2 separate regions of the Mus musculus genome follow, and region 2 is linked to region 1. Evidence: chromatin loops called from intact Hi-C (ENCODE). Cell type or tissue: left cerebral cortex. All regions are shown on one strand. Links, peaks and the distances in the headings refer to the core of each region. The heading gives the core; the rest is flanking DNA. Region 1 holds the start of Gm52389 (a long non-coding RNA gene). Region 2 holds the start of Adrb1 (adrenergic receptor, beta 1).

What was found. Hi-C counts contacts between places; a loop is a spot of excess contacts. Peaks named below come from ENCODE experiments on the same cell type or tissue, not always from the same donor. Only the 100,000 strongest peaks of a DNase experiment are listed, where the experiment ranks them.
Region 2: a loop joins it to region 1, with 5 times the contacts of the local background. A loop is called at or near these places in 3 of 42 quality-filtered maps.

Annotation. Positions count from the first base shown.
Region 1 is chr19:56,663,087-56,670,713 of GRCm38, forward strand. It overlaps Gm52389 (a long non-coding RNA gene), which reads left to right and starts at 1,663. Exons shown (of 2, transcript XR_003952901.1): 1 at 1,663-1,714; 2 at 1,823-2,524. It overlaps Gm32492 (a long non-coding RNA gene), which reads left to right and starts at 5,981. Exons shown (of 3, transcript XR_386825.2): 1 at 5,981-6,376. It overlaps Gm32441 (predicted gene, 32441), which reads right to left and starts at 1,540. Exons shown (of 3, transcript NR_166869.1): 1 at 1,119-1,540; 2 at 497-670. In left cerebral cortex, for the core only: no CTCF peak of the experiment used is centred there; a DNase peak (open chromatin) is centred at 3,688.
Region 2 is chr19:56,717,695-56,725,321 of GRCm38, forward strand. Adrb1 (adrenergic receptor, beta 1) reads left to right here and starts at 4,423. Exons shown (of 1, transcript NM_007419.3): 1 at 4,423-7,456. The coding sequence starts at 4,678. The coding sequence ends at 6,078. In left cerebral cortex, for the core only: a CTCF peak has its summit at 4,101; DNase peaks (open chromatin) are centred at 3,071, 3,347, 3,936, 4,181 and 2 more places; H3K4me3 peaks cover 3,100 bases; H3K27ac peaks cover 3,602 bases.

The DNA of each region.
Region 1 (7,627 bases), core at 1,724-6,723:
GTTGTTAAAAAGCCCTGTGTTGGGTGAAGCACCTTGGTGACTCCAGCACTGAGCAGGCAGAGGTAGGAAGGTCTCCATTTAGTGAGAGTTCCTGGCCACTTAGGGTTACATAGTGAGACCCTGTCTCTAAAGCAAAAGAAAAACAAAGACTAAAGAACTGTCTGTTTCAGTAAATGGGATTATAGTGTGAGGTGGTTCACAGGTTCCTGGGACAGGATTAAAATCTAATGACACAAGACCATGGGTCAAGGGGTTAAGATAGTGTCCCTATTGTGGATGGGGTTTCTGTTGTTTCCCGCTGGGAAGGGAGAGGCCAGGGTTTGGCCTTGTTCTGATCTGACTTGACTTCATTCTGTGTGAAAGCAATGCTGTGTCAGCAACACTCACACCCATGCGAGTTGTGCTAGAATTCTCAAGACTCGCAGGTGTTGGAGACTTTGGGCAGATAGATGTGAAGGCCCTTTGCCCTCCTTGTGGCTTTCTAAATTCTCCTTACCTCTCTAGCCTCTGGGTCCTGTCCCTCCGTGGCTTCAGGACTCAGTTGTCAGCCCAGGAAAGCCTGTGAGCTCTGCAAGTGGACTGTTCTGTCAGGACTGATTGGAGATTGACTTCCTTACAAGAAGGTGGGCGGGACTCTCAGGCTTAGGTGTGTCTGTGGGGATTGTGTAGGCTGTATATTGACATAAGAGATTAAGTTGCCCTGGGACTTTCTATTTGAGAGCTATTTTGGAAGAACAAACCAAATTAAACCAAACCAAACAAAACAAAACCAAACAAAACAACCCCTAATAATAGTAATTATAATTCCTTTCCCTCGCTAAGTTATATCTCTGTCTAAAGGCAGCTTGCAAGCAAGACCCTTTGTGTGAACGGACAAGAGCTGCCCGGGCAGGCAGACTACGGGTCAGGTCTTACGGCATTTCCCTATTTGCTGCTTGTATTGCTCTCAAAAGCACTTACATTTTTCTTTGCTTATGTCACAGCTTTTTTATCAGTAGTTTCCTTAAAACACACACACACACACACACACACACACACACACAAAACCCAAACCCAAAACCTATTAAATTCTTGCTATCTCTTTTCAGAGAGATTAGGAAACTTCAAAGCTCCCTTACAGTGTGGAACACCAAGCAAGCGTCTGCCCTTGCCAATAGGACGCACAACCTGCCTCTGGGCTCCTATCTGTTTTTCTCTGACGAACAGCCATTTACATGTGGACAGATGAGAAGGGTGAGGCCCACAGGAAGTCACGCAAACATGCCGCCTTGCAAAAACCTCCTAGTAACCCTGGGCAGAGTGAAAAGCCCCTCCTTTATCTCAGATGCATGATGGAACCCAATCCTGGCGAGGGGAGCGCCACCAGCCAGGCCTTGCATGGAGAGTCCTGCCTAGCACCCGCGGAGGTTCCTTTCTGTGAGAAAGATTGGGTTGCCAGAGGAAATGCTTGTCTAGCCTCCTGGGTAACACACAGCCTGCATCCCTTGCCTGCTGCTGGCCTAAGCCGGAAGTCCAAGGGGAAACCTTTTCCAAGTCTGTCTGCCAGGACACAGGGTGTACAGCGACATCCCAATACTTGAAAAAACAGCATAGAGCAGCCATTGTGATGTAAAACCAGCCTGGGCAGAGCGGAGGAGGGCACATTACTGGACCCATCTGGCCGATTCTGCTCCAGGCTTGAAGCAGATAATAACTGCTGTAGCTTTTGCTGTTGGTCAGTAGCATGAACCCTGTTCTCTCCCACCCTTCCCCTGCCCCTGTCGGCCATTTTTAGTCTCCCAGACGCAGTGGATTCATTCATTACCATCTTTTTTTTTCCCAGCGGATGGATGGTCTGGAGAGCTATCAGCCACCAGGGCAGGAAGTGCCCAAAGAATTCAGGTCCTCACATTTGCCAACGCTCCATCTAACCTAGATGGCAGTTCAGCAAAGGGATTTGGCTCTTCTGCCAAACTTGCCTCTCAAAATCACCCTTCGGCCTCATAACACAGAATAAGGCCACTGTCTAGATGTCCCCCTGAGGCCTTCCATTCAAGACCAGAATTTCTGACATTCTGAATCATACCTTCCCCAAAGAAGGCTTCATTTCTCCCTTCATGCCTGTGGAGAACGTGGGGCTTGCCAATAGTCAATTGTTCTGACCCAGCAGGACCAGTCAATGCCAAGATAACTATTCTGTGGGGCTCTCATCAATTACTTTTTCTTTTCTAGGCTGGACACTCCTTGTGGAGCAAGGCTGGAGGCTGACTCATGCACAGTGAATACCCTGGCAGGGAAAACTCTAGAGCACTAAATTAAAAAAAAAAAATAGTATTCTCTCACTACCACCAACTTAAACAGAGAGCTGCAGCAAGGGCTGATTTGAATGCCTGTTATTTCCTGTCAGCTTGCGATGAGCTTTCCGGGACACAAAGACACACAGAGTTCCATTGTCCTGATCATTTCTCTGGCCCAAGGGAAGGGAAAGGGAACAAGCCATTGGGTGCACCACTCTATGGGACAAACAGAACTGAAACGCTTACTATCATGGCCTGGGCCAAACTGACTCCTTTTTATTTATTCGAGAAGCATGGCTTCAAAATAAGAAATGAGGGTAGACCTGCTAACAGTGGGCCTAAGGTGAGTCTTCACAGCTTGAAGGCAAGAATGTTGCCTGCTTAGCTGTCCAACACTCAAGAAAAGCATCTCCTAAGACATTAATTTGGGGCTGCAAACTTGGGGAAATACAGAGAGGAAACGCATAGCTTACTAGTTGTACTAGGGTGTCTTAGTTTGGGTTTTACCGCTGTGAACAGACACCATGACCAAGTCAACTCCTTTAAAGAACATTTAATTGGGTCTGGCTTACAGGTTCAGAAGTTTAGTCCACTATCATCAAGGCAGGAACATGGCAACATCCAGGCAGGCATGATGCTAGAGGAGCTGAGAGTTCTACATCTTTATCAGAAGGCTGCCAGCAGAATATTTGCTTCCAGGAAGACAGGATGCTGGTCTCAAAGCCTACACCCACAGTGACACACTCCAACAATGCCACACCTCCTAATAGTGCCACTCCCTAGGCCGAGCATATACAAACCATCACAATGGACCACATAGGCTATTCTTGGTTTTCATTATTAACCTAATTCCCTTTATCCTTGAGATGTAGATGTGGTCAACTTGGCAGGATTCAGAATCCCCTGGGAACAAGCCCTGGGCAGGTCTGAGAGGGAGTTTCTAGATTCATTTGATTGAACAGGGAAGAGTCAGCAACTGTGGGCAATACCATCCCTTAGGCTGGGGTCCTGAGCTGAGCAGTGAGCAGCACCATCCCTTAGGGGTCCTGAGCTGAGGGCCAGCAGTTACCTCTCTGCTTCCTGTTAGCAGATAAAATGTGACCAGCTGCCTCAGGTTCTGTCACCAAGATTTCCCTTCAACCTGAGCCAAAACAAACTCTTCCTTCTCTGAGCTGCTTTGGCCAGATATTGTATTATAACTCTATCATAATTTTAGTTTTTGCTAAAAAATTCTTCCATTTTTTTTTTAAACAAAAATATATCAGACACTCACACATGCAGCTCAACATCCAGCTTTTCTTAGTGTCTGATCCTTAGTCCCGGGTGATTTCCCAGCACGGGTGGATGGTGCCTTGGCTCTCCTCCTGGCTGTGGACGCCCTTCCCTACACAGCTTCCTAGCTCCCAGTCTCACCATCCACCTCATCCTCTCTCCCCAGCCAGCACACACTTTCTGAAACAGAGACCAGCTCGTGTCACATTTCCGCCTACCTTCTTGAGTGGCATCCGGGAGACCATGTAAATCCCTCTGCATCGCATACAGAAGCTAACCTCAGACTTCCTGACCTCTTCTCTCCCTCCCAAGACAGCTTTCCTAGTGCCAGCTACTTCCACCATATCCCCTGCACACCTTCTCCTTGGCAATGATTGGCTCCTTAAAATCAGCCAGTGGCTTCCTTCAGCCACAGGTCTTCAGCCATATAAACCACGTTGCCTAAAACATTTCTTCCCAGGGTGACCTTGAAAAAAAACAGGAATACACACACACACACACACACACACACACACACACACACACAGAGAGAGAGAGAGAGAGAGAGAGAGAGAGAGAGAGAGAGGCGGGAGGGGGGCTCTGTCACGCCTGACATCCCCACCCAAGCAGAAGCCAGTGGCCACAGCACTGCTATCACCAACCATGTGGTGTGTGTTCTGGTCTGCTGACACAGTTTTAGAGGTGAGCCCCATATATATTTCTCCCTCTTCCTAGAGTGTGGGCTCTGGCAGGGTTCGAACCCAGTTTTATTCATTTCTATGTTCTCAGTATCTGGCTGTGGTTGTTTTAAGACAGGGTCTCACCATGCGACCTAGGCTGGCTTGGAACTCATAATCTGCCTACTTCAACCTCTGGCGTGCTGAGATTACAGGTTTGTGACGCAAAAGAAAAGATTGGTGCACATGACTGTTCTAATGAAAGGGGGAGGAATCAAGGAATTAAAATGAGATCTTTTTCTTTTTTTTTTTTTTCTTTCTGTCCTTTCAGTTCAGTGTAATCTAGGCTAGGGAGATGGCTTTGTAGGTGAGGTAGCTTTATAAGCATGAAGACCAGAGTTCAGCTCCTCAGGACCTGCGTAAAAGCCATGTGGGCATGACAACCAGGTTGTGATCTTAGGATGTGGGAGAATGTGACAGGGGATCCCTGGAAAAAACCGGCTAGTCAGACAAGCCAAAACATGGCGCTCCAGGCCGAGTGAGACACCTATGTTAATATACACGATGGGAAGCCTTTGAGTAAGACACTCAACATCAACCTCAGGCCTCCAAATGTGAACATGCATGCACACCATACACTGCATATCACACACACACACACACACACACACACGTAAACATGTGCACACACTCACACACAGCATCCACACATAGACACACACACATGCAAACACACACAGACCCACACACATACTTAAATACACACATACACACACATACTCACACACACAACATGCACACACACATGTACACACACTCACACACACCTACACAATTACACATATACTTACATACATACATACACTCTCACACAGGATGCACACACACCCACACACATATTTACATACACACACATACTCACACACACAACACGCACACACAAGCACACACACATGTACACACACTCACACACACCTACACAATCATACATATACTTACATATGTACATACACTTCTCACACACAGCATGCACACAGACCCACACACTCACACACATATTTATATATACATACACACAGCATGCATACACAGACACACATATGTACACACACACACACACACACACACACACACATTCACCCACAAGCTAAAATGGCAGTATCTAAGTACTTAAGACAAAGCAAATGACTGGTGATTCCTGGATTCTACACTTTGAACATCTTTTCTTATCAGTTGTATCTGCCCTTTCTCTCTCTCCATCACTATCAGCCCAAACCCCAAACAAAGATCCTGGAAGCTGTGTGGTACAAAGAAAATGTACTTAGGACATTAAGCTTTGGTTCTGTAATCTGAGCAATGGCACCGTAAGAACCAAACGTTCTAAGCTATGGATGAACCCAGTGTGGCTTACATGTGGTAAAAGCAGCTCTGCCCACTGCTGGGCTTGAGACCAGAGCATAGACACCCACATGTAATGCTAGTGTCCCAACGCTACCCTCTCTGTGGACTTCAAACCCTAGCTCTGCTGGTGACCTCGAGGAAGAGGCTTGCTTTCTCTGGGCTTCCATTCCTTTCCGTGAGAGGAGAGACAGTGGTTGCACCCCACTCAAAGCAGTCAATTACATCAGGTGAAAAATCCACTTAAAGACACCGACCAGGTCCTAGCAGATGACATTCTCTCATTTTTCTGTCTAAATGGAGTGTCCCTCCAGTGTGACTCCTTCCTTCCCATCTGTCCAAAGGGAAGCAGGAAGAACAAAGCACAGAGGCACGAGAGGGGCCCAAGGTGACCTTAGAGCCACCCAGAGTTAGCCTGGAACTCATCTGCCCAGGAGCTCACTGGTTCACCCGGCTTCACCTCCCTTGGTTTCCGAAGCTTAAAATAGACTGAACCGGTGTGGCCACATTTCACTGTGCCACTCAGAGAGAGCCCCTAGGGTGTTTTCAGAGCTGGCTCTGAGCTCCCCACCAGCCAGGCTCCGGCCCTGAGTTATTCATACACACCCAGGCTCCACCGGGTCTGCCAGGGGAAATGTGTTCTGAGAGCTTCTCAGCTGGGCAGATCCACAGGCACCTTTGCTGCTCAGTGGGCTCCGATCAATCAGCCACTTTAGAGGGCGTGCGTAAGGAGGGGTTGTGAGACCCTCCTGGCAGCCGGCGTGAGTACTGCAGGTCAGTGGAAAGAGTCCACAAGTTCTTAACGGCAGCCAAGTAAAGGCTAACGGGTAAGAGTGGGGTAGGCAGGGTTCAAGGTCTATCTATCCCTCACCCCAGTGTTATGTGATCCAGACTAAGTCAGCTCCCCTCTCTGGGCTTTTAAGAGGCATTAAGAGGCATCCTCTGCAGGCTGGCTTCTCCTCCCCATTACTCACTGTGGTCTCATTCTCGGGCCTTCTGAGACGTCAGGATGGCTTCCTGCAGTGTCAAGCGTGCTCAAGGTCATAACCAGGAGAGAAGGAGAAAGTTTTCCCCTCTCTTCCTCATTGTCTTTGCCATGACGATCACTGTCAAACTGTGTGCTCACTTAGCATGCGGGACATGGTGAACTGGCCCCCAGAGTCCATTCTGGCTTTGTCCAAGGGGCTTCTCTGAACTGCAAAGACACCCCAGTATCCCTTAGCTATCTTTCCTACCTGATGCACTGACTGGAGGATCAGATGGCAGCAGAGAGAGGGGAGCTGTGCTTGTGGCTCATGGCGGAAGTGTCTGTCTCAACGTCAGCGGCAACTTCAGAACCCTGGGCTGCAGCTCGTGGGTAATGTATGTCCCTGCATATGGGCGGTGGGTGCTTATGGTACACGGTGGAGGTCAGAGAGCAACCTCAGGCGTTGGTCCCCAGGCTCTTGCCATCACTGGTTTGAGATGAGGTTTCTCATTTGCTGTGGAACTTTACCACACAGGCCAAGCCAGCCAAGCTGCAAGGAGCCCCAGCTCCTATCTTACCCCTGCTGGGATTACAGGTATACATCACTGTGCCCAGCTTCTCATGTGTGTCCTGGAGATTTGAACACAGGTCTTTATATCTAGGAAGGGAACACTTTACTGTGTCTCTGCTCTGGTCAAGAACGTTCTTGAACGTAGTGGTTCCAGTGAGAGCCCCTTACTCCTTACTTTCTTGCTTCATCTCCAGAGGGGAGTGGACAATTTCCCCAGAAATTTGTTGAGAATTGGCTCCTTGGGTCCTTCTGGTGACATCATGAACAGCCACCACTCTGTGTTGAGCACCTTTTCAGTGAAAAACTGTGGAAGGATCCCCTACCCTCAAGGTGCCACATCTGCTTCTGTGACTGAGCGATGGGAGAATGGAGACGGGGCATCTAAAACAGCAATGTCCACTCTCCATTCCGCGCCAGACATCAGGGCAAGCAACCCTGGGAGACGAACAAGACGGCAGAAGATGCCGGCCTTCCTCTCAGAACCAAA
Region 2 (7,627 bases), core at 1,131-6,130, 54 kb after region 1:
CAGAGAGGAGAGAGAGAGAGAGGGAGAGAGAGAGAGAGAGAGAGGGAGAGAGAGAGCGAGTGTGTGAGCAAACAGTGCATTCATTTGAAAGGTGAAGTCACTACTGAAGGTCAAACAGCCAAGCCAGGACAGGAACCTGGATCTTCTACCCATCTCCCTCCCCATCGGAACTCTTTCCAATGCATCCAAATTTTGAAAAATATTATTATTGGCTCTGACATTATTCAATGTACTTGTCAGACACACCAGGAAGAGGAGGAGGCAGAGAGGGAGGAAGGGGGTGGGGAGAGAGGAGAGCCTTTGGATTTTCTAAGTAGCCCAGCCTTGACCGTGCTTACTGTATACGCGCCTCTGTGCTTGTTGTGATGATAGCGGCTGCAGTTGCTTGTCCCTGTGTAAACTGTGGCTCCAGATCTAGCATATGACCTTAAGTGCCAGCCTGAGCCAGGCTGTCCGTCCTTCAGTTAGCACGGACTGATCCTTGGAGCAGCCATATGGCTTTAGGTGACAAGCTGTGTTGTCTATCCTGAGGATGAACCACTTAAGCTCTGATTAGGAGATCTTTTGATTAGTGATAGCTTGATTACAAGTAGCTGGAGGTTATTACCGGCCGCCAGGACAGTTTTGCTAGTGGAGTTTGATGCGTTTCCTAGGGTTTCTCTGGCCTGTCTCCCAGCAGTTGTCCGTCTGCTCACCTTCATTTTTAAGACTGGAAATGTCAGGTTCATGGCGTGTAACCATGAGTGGGCTGAATTGACTATTAATCACTGTACTATAGATATGTGACTTGATCTGGGACTTGATATGAGATTCTCAGCGATCTTCCCGGGGTGGGAAAGGTGGTGGGGGTGGGGAAGGCATAAGTAGTGTTATAATGTTTCCAGTGAGTGGAAATTAGCTGACTGTGGCAGTTCATGAAACCTCAGCACCTAGGAGTCCAAGACAGGAAGACTGCTGTGGGCTTGAGGCCAGCCTAGATCATAGGACAGAATGGGCTACACAATGAGACGCTGCTCATAAACGGGGTGTTTTGAGGTGCTTATATGGAAATATTGACTGGTCCGTGTGAGCTATAAGCATGAGTGGAGACTCCCAAGTTCTGAAATAGTCAACCATTCCTCACTTGTGCAAAAAAGATATTTTAATTAAATATGACATTTATGAATTCAAGTTAAATATTAACTAATGTCAAGTAATTATTAATGAACATGGAAGCTGCAAAAACGGTAAGATAGTTCCTGCTCTCCATAAACATATGACCTAGAAAAGGCAAAAATCACACAGAGATGAAAATGATTTAAGAGACGTCAAAAGGCAATCTATCATAGCCACAGTTACCATAGGTTAGTGGGAAATTATTTCCAGAAGCAACAGGCAGGGAAAGGAAGACGGAAGGAGGAAGGAGAAGCAAGACAAGAATATATCCCAGCTTTGGGAAGAGATTAGATCCGAAACCAGGCCGGAGTTTCCTACGATAGAGGCGTACAGAACTCTATGCAGTGAGCCGGTAAAGGCTGTCATCCCTGGATGGAGCTGGGCCTTTGCCTGTTAGGTAACTGCTGTACAGCTGAACTACACATTCAGCTCTCTGTGAGAGTGAAGGGGATAAGGAGAGGTAGTCACAGAGTGCACACCGAATACTGTCTCCCATAGGATGCAGGGAGCCAGATGGGAAAAGAGGCAGCGGGGGAGGGACTCGTGATTCTCAGGTGTGCCAATTAACACTGGGAAGGATTCCTACTGATGCACTTTGAGTGGCAGATAGAAAATGACCATATTGAACAGTTGGTCTGACGGAGTGTTAAGTGGTGGCTTTGCTGTGACGGGATGGATACATAGTTGCTATGAGATCTGACAGGAGTTAGAAGAGCGGGTTGTTACTACTCCTCAAGAGGCCCCTTGTGCTTTCTGCTCTGCACAGAGAGGCAAGTGTCTGGACTTGAACCTCTCAACCTTCAAAATTCTGAGCCAAAATAAAGCCCTTCTTACATTACCCAGGTTCAGGTATCCGGTCATAGCAACAGAAAACAGACTAAGTCAGTGGCTATGTTGAACTTCCTCTTAATCTCATATCCTTTTCTAAGAAGCAGAGAGAGAGAGAGAGAGAGAGATGGAGAGAGAGAGAGAGAGAGAGAGAGAGAGAGAGACCTCCATGCTAGCTGAGGCTACACTATTTTAAGTACGCCTGTCAGTACAGTTGAGGAAAGTCCCTAAGAGCATCTGGGATCCTCTCTATGAAGCCCTGCTAGAAAAGCCTCCTGGTTTTTGAATGCTTACTTGAATGTATTTATTCCACAGAAATGCAGAGAAACTTGATGTAACACCAAGTCATCAAGGGGAAAGGTCACAAAATCCAGAATGGTGGTCCTGCCGCCTGGTGTGTTCATACATATAAATAGCACAAGGTTACCAGCCTCGGCTCCTGACTCCAATCTCTACAGCTCAGTTCTGGCCTTATCATCCCAAGAAACCCCATGCCCTGGGGACACGAGGTCGATACACTGCACCCCAATAGCACCACTTAGCAGAAAGCCTCTTTCCACATTTCCCCACACCCCAGCACTCAGAGGCCCTTTCTTGGTCAGCTCACTTCAAAACATGGGCGTTTTTCAGATTGTCCCTTGAGTCCTTTCAGCCATCCCCTAAAAGCCACAGGAAGGAGAGACCCTGGCTTGAAGAGGCTGGGGTGACTATGGGTGCCAACTCCTTCTGCCCTCGGTGTAGTTCCTGTTCCCTGATTCTCAAAACTCCCCAACTTGGCAGAACTTGGTAAGTCCAGGGCAGGGGTGAATAAACAGATCACTCCCCCGTGGTAACACTCTCAGTGGTCAAGCCTGATCCTAGGGCACATCCACGGGTTTGACTTTATGAAGAGTACGGCTGTGGATGGACAGCTGTGAGCCTGTGTCTTTTGGCAAGGTGAGAGTACCAGCTTGGCCACATGTTGATGTTCCTCCCAGATGCTAATCTTTTTATTCCAATGCAAGAAGGACTCGGGAGCATTACATAACATTATATAACACTACCGTGCACCCTTCCCTTCTGAGACAATTGGGAACTGTTCGCTTCTCAAGAACTTAATTACAGATTTCCTTTTTACGGCCTGAGGTAGAGGCATTCCCAGGGGTAGATCAGAGGACCTCAGCCCGAGGTCCCATCCTCTGTTCGCATCAGGAATGAAGCCAAAGACTCTAGTTTCGGATTCTCTCGACAATGTGAAGCGAGGAAATGTGGTATGACTTTAAATGCTTTCAGATTTAATCGCCTTGAGTATGTATATATTTTCTTCCCTCATCTTCCCAAAGCTAATCCCACAGTTTTGAGAATCTAGCCACCCTCCCAAGAAATCTGAAATCCCAGTTCATGACGTCAACCCAAAAGGGATAGCACCTTGTGTTGGCTCAGCTCAGATTGCAAAATCCCATGGGTAACGGAGCACAGATGCGGATGTTAAGGTGTTGGTACTGGAGTCAAAAAGTCTGAAGCGTCATTCTCCGTGTTCTTTCCACGAGGGGCGTGGGGGTGGGGCGACGTCATTTACCCTGGACTGAATGTTGCCCTAAACTTCTCCTTTATATTCAGAACTCTTTCATCCTTTTCTTTAGCTGGGACTGGGGCCTGTGTGTGTATCCGACTGGTCCTCGGTGTTGGCAGTTACATCCACAAACCTTCCCTTCCTTTCCCCATCTACTGCACTTGAAGGAGAGAGCACAGCTCCGCGCGAGAACAGCGCCCAGAGAGCCTTTCTGACAGATGCGTACCCTGCTCCAGCAACCCGCCTGGCTGCAAAGTTTCCTCTAATCACTAACACCCACTTCCTATTCCCCCAAGCTGTCATGCTGGCCAGGTCCCCTCGCGATCAGGGAAGAGCCAGGCTGCCTGATGGCAGAACCCCAGTCTCACAGCTAAATTCCTCCAATCCCAGCAGATAGGCTGTCCAAGGCACTCCTGCGTCTCCGAGACGCCTGTAAGGTTCTCTTATAGCTACCAGGAACCGGGCACTAGAGGCGAGGGAACTACGGGGTGCCGAAGGGAAATAAGGGCGCTCTTGCGGGAGCGGCAAAAGGAGAGCTGGGTGCTAAGGTTAACGGAGACTACTGGTTGGCGGGGGGCACAGGAGGCGGCGGGGCGCCGCAGGGGGCGCCGCAGACTAGACTCTGGAAGAAGCCTGAGCAGGAAAGGGCGCGCTCGCTGCAGCCCGTGGGTGCTGGCTGCGTAGTCCGCCCGCAATCTTTGGAGCCTTTCAATCGCGGGTAGGAGGGGGTGCTGGGTGTTGGGGGTGGGGGCACCATTGTCGGGGGCGTGCCTTGGCGGCGATTGGCTGCGGGAGCCTGACGCGCGGCCCCGGGGGCTGGCTGGGGGGGTGGCAGCGAAGGGGGGGGGGGAGGTGCTGGGTGTTGGAGCCGCCGGCCCCGCGCGCTCAGAAACATGCTGAGGTCCCGGCGGCTCTTCCAGCAGCGACAGCGGCTCCAGCAGCAGCGGCGGCGGCGGCGGCGGAGACAGCGCTCGGCTACGGAGGAGAAGGCGCCCGGCGTCCATGCCTCCGGCCCCGAGCCGCGGCTGCCCTGACCTGGCCGCGACCTCCCCGCGCGGGCCCCGCAGCCCCGGCTCCTGGGGTGCTCCCCAGGCGCGGCCCAGCCCCGCCACACCCCCCGCCCCCGGCCTCCGCAGCTCGGCATGGGCGCGGGGGCGCTCGCCCTGGGCGCCTCCGAACCCTGCAACCTGTCGTCCGCCGCGCCGCTGCCCGACGGTGCGGCCACCGCGGCGCGGCTGCTGGTGCTCGCGTCGCCTCCCGCCTCGCTGCTGCCTCCAGCCAGCGAGGGCTCAGCGCCGCTGTCGCAGCAGTGGACCGCGGGTATGGGCCTACTGCTGGCGCTCATCGTTCTGCTCATCGTGGTGGGTAACGTGCTGGTGATCGTGGCCATCGCCAAGACCCCGCGGCTGCAGACGCTCACCAACCTCTTCATCATGTCCCTGGCCAGCGCTGATCTGGTCATGGGATTGCTGGTGGTGCCTTTCGGGGCCACCATCGTGGTGTGGGGCCGCTGGGAGTACGGCTCCTTCTTCTGCGAGCTCTGGACTTCGGTAGATGTGCTGTGTGTGACGGCCAGCATTGAGACCCTGTGTGTCATCGCCCTGGACCGCTACCTCGCCATCACGTCGCCCTTTCGCTACCAGAGTTTGCTGACGCGCGCGCGAGCGCGGGCCCTCGTGTGCACAGTGTGGGCCATCTCGGCGTTGGTGTCCTTCCTGCCCATCCTCATGCACTGGTGGCGGGCCGAGAGCGACGAAGCGCGCCGCTGCTACAACGACCCCAAGTGCTGCGATTTCGTCACCAACAGGGCCTACGCCATCGCCTCGTCCGTCGTCTCCTTCTACGTGCCCCTGTGCATCATGGCCTTCGTGTACCTGCGGGTGTTCCGCGAGGCCCAAAAACAGGTAAAGAAGATCGACAGCTGCGAGCGCCGCTTCCTCGGCGGCCCAGCCCGGCCGCCCTCGCCTGAGCCCTCGCCGTCACCTGGGCCACCGCGCCCCGCAGACTCGCTGGCCAACGGGCGCTCCAGCAAGCGGCGGCCGTCGCGCCTCGTGGCTCTGCGCGAGCAGAAGGCGCTCAAGACACTGGGCATCATCATGGGTGTGTTCACGCTCTGCTGGCTGCCCTTCTTCCTGGCCAACGTGGTGAAGGCTTTCCACCGCGACCTGGTGCCGGATCGCCTCTTCGTCTTCTTCAACTGGCTGGGCTACGCCAACTCGGCCTTCAACCCCATCATCTACTGCCGCAGCCCCGACTTCCGCAAGGCTTTCCAGCGCCTGCTCTGCTGCGCGCGCCGGGCCGCCTGCAGACGCCGCGCAGCCCACGGGGACCGGCCGCGCGCCTCCGGCTGCCTGGCGAGAGCTGGGCCGCCGCCGTCCCCCGGAGCTCCCTCGGACGACGACGACGACGACGCCGGGACCACCCCACCGGCGCGCCTGCTGGAGCCCTGGACCGGCTGCAACGGCGGGACAACCACTGTGGACAGCGATTCGAGCCTGGACGAGCCGGGGCGCCAGGGCTTCTCCTCGGAGTCCAAGGTGTAGAGAGCCAGGCTCTCTGGGCGCACGGACGCCGCTCCCCATAGTCCCGGGCTGGACACGGGCTCTGCATCCCTAGAGGAAGAGAGCCCGCCTGGGCGCCCCTGAGCCGCTCCCCAGGGGAGAGAGGAGATCTCTGTTTACTCAAGACCGAAAGCAGGTGAATGCAAAGCCCACAGATCTATCGAATCATCCGAGACGTACAGAAAAGCCCCGGACCGAGCGTTTGCGCAAAAAGGAAAGTTTAGGAGGAGTTGGGAGAGTGTGGCTTAGTATGGCTTACTGGCTTGTCTTGAGTTCCTTTCTCTCTGAGGTTCGGCCTTTCGTGTGTTTAATGCACCTTCAGGCATTCCCCCCCCCCCCCGCCCCTAGGTGGGTTTTGACACTTTCTGCAAGGACCCGAGTGGAAACTAGGCGGGGAGGGGAGGGGGCAGGATGGAGTCTATCACCTGGCTTTCCGGTTCCACACCTAGGAACCTAAGTATTCAGCTCAGGTTTGGTGTGGGGGCGGGGCCGGTGATAATTAGCCAGGAAGTGTTTCCCTTTGCTTTCTAAAGAAATTGCATACTAATTCCGGAGTACTGGTGTCTCCTGTTCTTAAAGCAAAGGGAAAAGAAGGATGCGAAACAGACAAATCTGGTTTCGAGAAACTATGTGTGGAGCACGGTTCACCTTGCTTTCTCCTAGAGGGCAAACCTTGTGCCCTGCGCGCCTCGGTGGTCCTGCTGTGGGTCCTCTACCTCACTCTGTGCATATTGCACAGCAAGATAGAAAGACTTGTTTATATTAAACAGCTTATTTATGTATCAATACTAGTTGGAAGGACCAGGCGCTGAGTCTCTCTCTGTGACATGTGACTCTGTCAACTAAAGATAGGACAGAACAAAAAGGAAACAGTTGAGATTATTGCACATGTGGCTAAAAACAAAGACGGCAAAAAAAAAAAAAAAAGGCAGTGGTTGGAAGGCCATTTTGCACAGTGTTAGGCATTGTAAAATTCATAGAAGTTGTTAACTTGCACAAAAAAAATTAAATATTTTTACTGGGATGGGGAGGTGGGCAGATCTTTAAAAAGCTAAAATAAAATTCAAACTCAGTTTCTCTTGTCTATTATGTTATTGAGTTGATGGTTTATTGGGAAGTTACTTTTTATACTCTTATCATGGTACTGTAACTGTATCCATATTATAAATATTATTCTCTTACGTATTTTTATTATTATTTTTTAATGTCCAAGTGCCCCCGTGAATCTGCTGGTAAAATTTAGCACTCGTGTGTATATTCTATCTCTTCTTGTGTGTGTGACCAAGTATTTATACTCTGGTGCAACTAACTACCGTGTGGGAATTGGTCCATGTGCAATAAAGACAGCAGTGCAGCTCAATCGAGGTTCCGTGCCGTGTGTCTGTAAGGGGGTCCGCGATGACAAGAGAGACTTGAGTGTTTGCTTCAAAATACAGACTGGCTGCCTTTTTAATATCTCTTCATGACTCAATCACAGAGCAAAGTGCCTCTAGACCAAATAAGGTGTTCACCAACCGAGAGCCACAGATTT